Regions from separate parts of the Homo sapiens genome. Here region 2 is linked to region 1. A link is an interaction called in ENCODE POLR2A ChIA-PET data of the cell type or tissue named here. Cell type or tissue: Panc1. All regions are shown on one strand. Each heading gives the region's core, and the rest is flanking DNA. Links, peaks and the distances in the headings are about the cores only.

The links. ChIA-PET counts read pairs that join two places held together with the same protein. Peaks named below come from ENCODE experiments on the same cell type or tissue, not always from the same donor. Only the 100,000 strongest peaks of a DNase experiment are listed, where the experiment ranks them.
Region 2: POLR2A ChIA-PET joins it to region 1 with 6 read pairs; 2 of 35 experiments call an interaction of 5 or more read pairs at or near these places.

Annotation. Positions count from the first base shown.
Region 1 is chr3:146,221,779-146,224,710 of GRCh38, reverse strand. PLSCR4 (phospholipid scramblase 4) reads left to right here. Exons shown (of 9, transcript NM_020353.3): 2 at 2,619-2,646. The coding sequence starts at 2,640. Among named protein-coding and RNA genes, the nearest start is that of PLSCR4, 28 kb to the left of the region's middle. In Panc1, for the core only: CTCF peaks have their summits at 1,585 and 1,791 (motif pointing left); a DNase peak (open chromatin) is centred at 1,778; H3K27ac peaks cover 1,034 bases.
Region 2 is chr3:146,597,344-146,600,275 of GRCh38, reverse strand. The region is part of intron 2 of PLSCR5 (phospholipid scramblase family member 5); the gene reads left to right. Among named protein-coding and RNA genes, the nearest start is that of PLSCR5, 6.5 kb to the left of the region's middle. In Panc1, for the core only: no CTCF peak of the experiment used is centred there; no DNase peak of the experiment used is centred there.

The DNA of each region.
Region 1 (2,932 bases), core at 254-2,753:
TGCCCGAGCCAGCATTGGCAACCCGCTCGGGTCCCCTTCCACACTGTGGAAGCTTTTTTTCTTTTGCTGTTTGCAATAAATCTTGCTGCTGCTCACTGTTTGGGTCCACACTGCTTTTATGAGCTGTAACACTCACCGCGAAGGTCTGCAGCTTCACTCCTGAGCCAGCGAGACCACGAACCCACCAGAAGGAAGAAACTCCGAATACATCGGAACATAAGAAGGAACAAACTCCAGATGCGCCACCTTAAGAGCTGTAACACTCACCGCGAGGGTCCGCGGCTTCGTTCTTGAAGTCAGTGAGACCAAGAACCCACCAATTCTGGACACAATACTACATGTATTCTCCAGTGATTTGCTTTTTCTGTTGTGCTATAATTTTGAGATACATCTCTGTCCACGTGCACAGCTATAATTTGTTTTCACTACAGGATATTATTGTATCATGTGAATGTACCAGAATTTATTTATTCAGTCTACCATTGATGGACATTAGGCAAGTTTTCATTCTTTTAAATATGAATAGTGTTATCAAGAACATTCTTGTCTATATCCTGTGTGCATGTGCAAGAGTCACTTCCAGGTACATAACTAGGAGTGTCTAAATTTCTAGAAAGCTGTAGTCATTTTCCTTAACAACAGGGATTACCATCATTAAGGAATATGACTAACCCCTTGAACTCCTTTTACTGGCCCAGAATTGGGTCTGACTTTTTGGTATGCCCCAGAATAAATAAATAAATAAATAAATATTTATTATTTATAATTATTATATATTTGTATTATTTTATATTTAAATATTAATATATTTAAAATATAAATGTAAAAATATATAATATATATTAAATATATATTTAAAACATTTTTACATAATATATATTATATAAAAGTAAATATATATGTTTTAAAATATATTTATATGTATTTTTTAAGCTTGGAGACACATAGGGCACCGTACAACAAACTCCAGCTCCAGAGGTGAGTGGAGATGGTCCAAGACTGGTTAAACTTTCACCCGTCTTGGCAAGACAATCATTTCAGCTGGGAATCTGCATACTGGCTCGTACCATGGCAGTTTTCATTGAGTCAGCTCAGTGTCCATATTGATGACTCACTAATACGTTGTTTGAATGCTTTTTTGACCTACTCTAACTTGATACTTTTTTACTCCACTTGGACAACGCAAATGACTGTATTCTTATGAACATGATCACATATTGAAAAGTACATAGGCTTAGGATTTAGAAGCACTTGCCTTTAGCAGGGTTGGCCATTTACACATTAGAGAGTTGTTATAATCAGAGATATGTGAAAAGAATTGGGCCCTTTGCCTAACACTTGATAAGCATTCAGTAAATTATAGCCTTTGTTGATACTCTTTTTGTTATTTGTCATTACTCAGAACTCAGAAATTCAGATATATTGAAATTCCCTTCTCAAATAATAGCCTTTTTTTTGCCTGACTGAATTCAGAAAAATTTACCTTCACCCTCATTCCTTGTTTCAAATCTCGTCTCAACTTCTAGTCTTCTTCTTTGAGTTATTCTCATAATGTTCCCATACATATTTTTAATTTAAATGTTTAACTTCTTTTAGTCTCTTCTTAAACATGCCCCAGTCTAAACTTTCAATTCTTACCCTCCTCCATCCCCACTATTCCCCCACTATCCTCCTCTCTAGTTTTGTTAATAGGATCACCGTCAACTCAGTTACCTTGGGCTATGACTCAGAACCCTCTTCCACTCCTCTCTTTACCTTAGTCCATCAGCGACTCCTGGAGGCCCTGCTTCCAAACCGTATCATGCCTCTGAACACTCCTAACCTGCAGTGTCACCTCCCCCATCTAAGCTGGTGTCAGCTCTCACCTGGATTGCTGCTGCCATCCCTCACTGCTCCCTGCTTCTACTCTTGCTCTCATTGTATGATGTCGGTCAGATCTGATCACTCCACCGACTGAATCCTCCAGACTTCCCAGTTGCAAATACCAAAAATGCCAAACCCCTTGCCATGGCCTTCAGATGAGATCAGACCTTTATCTGCATGTCTTACCTCAGTTCGCTTCACTCACTGTGGCCCAGTCACTCCTAAACCACTTTCTCTTTTCCTCCCTTCAGTATCCCATGCTCACTGCCATCTCTGACCCTTTGCACTAATTTCCTATCTTCCTGGAACTCTCTTCCCACAATTGTAGTGTGATGTTTATTTTTCATAGTTGAAACAGCTCAAAGGTCACTTCCTGAGACAGGCTTTCCCTGACTCTCCTAGAACTTACCATCCGTGTTTCTCTTAAGCTTGTTACATTGTTTTCCTCATAACTGTACTATCTAACGTTAAACTTTAACATTTCTTGACTTTTTTTAAATCTCATTCTACTACAATATAAACTGCAGCACAGTAGGTGGCAGAGTGTCTGTCTGCTTCATTGCTGTACTCTCAACATCTGTATTAGTGCCTCGTACATAATAGGTGCTCAATAAGTATTTTTTTAATTAATGAAGGGACAAATGTAAGGTAACTGGAGGTTAAAAAAATTACAGAAATCCTTACCTGTGTTACTGAGTAGCAATACTATTTATTATGTATGTATTTTAAAGGCATTAACATTTTTTATTTTTCAGGATTAATTGGAATTCTTCAAAATGTCAGGTAAGTTTTTGTGAATAAATTTGAATATGCTTTATTTTCAAATGTGAATTTTGTGATTATTTTCCCTAAAGGGGGACTTTATTTCGATTTTTTTTTGTTTAACATTTGGCAAATATAAATACGTGTGTGTGTTTGCATATATATATGTATGTATATATTTGTTATTTATGTATATAGACATTCCTATCATTGTCAGAAAAAGATTAAAAAGGGACTTACAGTGGGACACATATCTACTGAATAATCTTTGAAGTTTGTGGGGAAAATTAGGTAATAAAAAAAGCAA
Region 2 (2,932 bases), core at 253-2,752, 380 kb before region 1:
TTCTATTACTACAGATATGTTCTACCCTTAAAATTAATACAAACTTTCTTTCTGGCTTTTCAATCAAGGTTGAAAGAATTTAACCAATAATTTACTGAAATGAAAAAAGCATTATAAATCATAAAATTATAAAATATTAACTTTATTTATTTCTACTATTTTTAAAAGTGTATCTTATTACTACTTTTATCTTCCTTATTTATTTGACAGAATGATGAGACTAAATATTTTTGATGGAGCTGTTTAGCATATTTATCCACTTGTTCATTGTTCAAGGTGTCAGTAAATTTTTGCTCAAGAAATTGTCTAATATGCCAGGCACGGTGGCTCACGCCTGTAATCCCAGCATTTTGGGAGCCCATGGCATGTGGATAAGCCAGGAGTTCCAGACCAGGCTGCGCAACATGATACAACCCTGTCTCTATAAAAATTATCAGGGCATGGTGACATTTGCCTGTGGTCCTAGCTACTCGGGATGCTGAGGTGGGAGGATCACCTGAGCCCAGGAAGGTCAAGGCTACAATGAGCTGTGATCTCACCATTGCACTCCAGACTGGGTGACAGAGTGAGACTTGCCTTGGAAAAAAAAAAAAAAAGAAAAGAAAAGAAATTTTCTAACATATCTAGTCATCTACAGCTATTTATTTAAAGAATATTTGTCGAGTGCTTGCTATACTAGAGACATATAAAAAGCACGAAACCTAGCCCCTCTTACCCAAAAGTTCTGCAACCTAATTGGCAAGACAAAAAAAAAAAAAAAAGTTAATGCAAAGTGCAAGCCTGTGTACAAATGACTGATAAACACACTATTGTAATTTGTGCAGGTGTATAGAGGAGAGAGAGGTTGTTAAGGATCAAAGTACTAGAGAGACTTCAACAATGAGCTGAGTTCAATGTCTTCAACTGAATCTCAAAAGGAGGACACAAATCCAAGACAAAGCGGTTATAAAGTGAACATTGTCTGCTGATACCACTGCATCTCCAGGCCAATTTGCTTAAAAGAGCATATTGCTATTGGGTATAGTCACTGTTCTAGTCATTGTAAAGTAGGCAGGATTCAAGCCTTATAATAAATCAATCAAAATATCACTATCTGAATTTTATGGCATATAAAATTCAGCTATTGCTATTCATGTATGTATATTATTGTTGCTTTTGTATTTTATCCTAAAAAGGATTAGAAGTACAATTACACTAATATTGAGATGTCAGCACATCTGCTGCAATTTTCAGCTTGTTTGGCATTCTTTCAAACTATAAAGTCTATCTCCTTTATCAAAATCAAATCTCTGTGTTAATTCCCTTAAGGTACAAGAGATTTCTGTTATGCCTGATAGGGTTTAAGCTGCACGCAGCATATGTTCCTGGGAAAATGTTTATAATTGCAGATGTCTTCTCCAGAAACCCACTGGCAGACAAATGTACTTTAGAGACTGGAGAGCTCAGGGAGATATGTAAAAGAGCTGGAAACGCAAACCTACCATCTTCCATCTGCAGAAAGGATCAGCTGTAATAGCTGACTAGAGTTGATTAACTGCTGCAAGCTGTTTGGGAATGTTGTCAGACAAGGTTTTGCCAAGTATAAAAGTGATATACCAGTGCCAGAGGGCTGAGGTTTGATGATCACATATGGTCATCACATATTCTTCTTCCATTCATGAATGATGACACACCCGGAGCCAGATGCTTGACATGAATACATTTTTGTTGTGTTCAATAAGTAGAGATATGAGCCCATTGGCTTTGGTTCTAAAATGGAATAAATTTTCCAAAAATATACCTTTGTTAATCATTCCAAGAAAAGAAAAATATGCCACCAATTGTTGAATATTCTACTTCTAAAGGGAAAGGTAATTTCCTCACTTTATACTAAAAGAACATTTATTTACTTTACTTTAAAGCAGTGCACATATAAAAGGATGAATGAGCACTTCCAAACTGTTATGCCATGAGTCTGGAAGAGACACAATATAAAATGAATTTTTAGATGCCAACTTTTCCCTAAAAGCCACAAAAATCAAACAAAATAATGAACATTTGGAAATAGTACATTAATCAATGAATAAACAGGAAATATACAATTAATATGTTCTAAATTTAAAAATTTAAATAAAATATTTTAACATCTATTCTCTTTTAATCAAGTCCATCCAATTACTATTGAGAATCTTGTTTCCATGAACAATTTGAAAATATACATATATGAGTGTTTAGCTATATAATGTACATTAAATCTAAGAGTAAAATCAATAAATTCTTTCCAAATTAAATTTACATGTTCATACAGTCAATAACATTTTACTGTATAGTGTCAAAGAATAATTATTATAGTCACCTATACATAAGAGTAATGAGTTAAAGTCTACAAAACATGTAAATATCCAATTTATTTTGAAATACATATATCAAATGGAATCATTGATACCTGTCAACTTGATTTTTTTTAAATTAATTATTAAGCCATACATCTAATCCTCTCATTGTATTTTCATTTCTACAGCTTTCATACTTAAGGAGTTAAGTTTTACTTGCCATGACACCTAAACGTATAATTCAATCTGTTTAAAGTTTCCAAAATTGCTAGTCTATCAATGAATAGAAAAAGAATGGAAAATGCCCCTTTGGGCCATAGTTTGTAAGTGGCTATGTGCTATTTAAGGAAAACTACAAGAACAGCCTAAAACAAACAACTCCCTTAAATCCAGGAGATTTTTTCACAGAGAGAGCAAATCAAATGTTATTACAGAGGATGGGGAGGGTATAAGAGTAAAGAAAATAGGAAAGGTACTCAAGTTTCATGTCGTCACTTAAGACTTATTTCCCTTAAATTTAGCGTAGTGATGTCCGTAAAGAAACAGAATAGAATGCATGTCAGAATTGATGTCCATTTACAAGTTCTGTGATGGTGGGCAAATTACTTAATCTCTGTGGG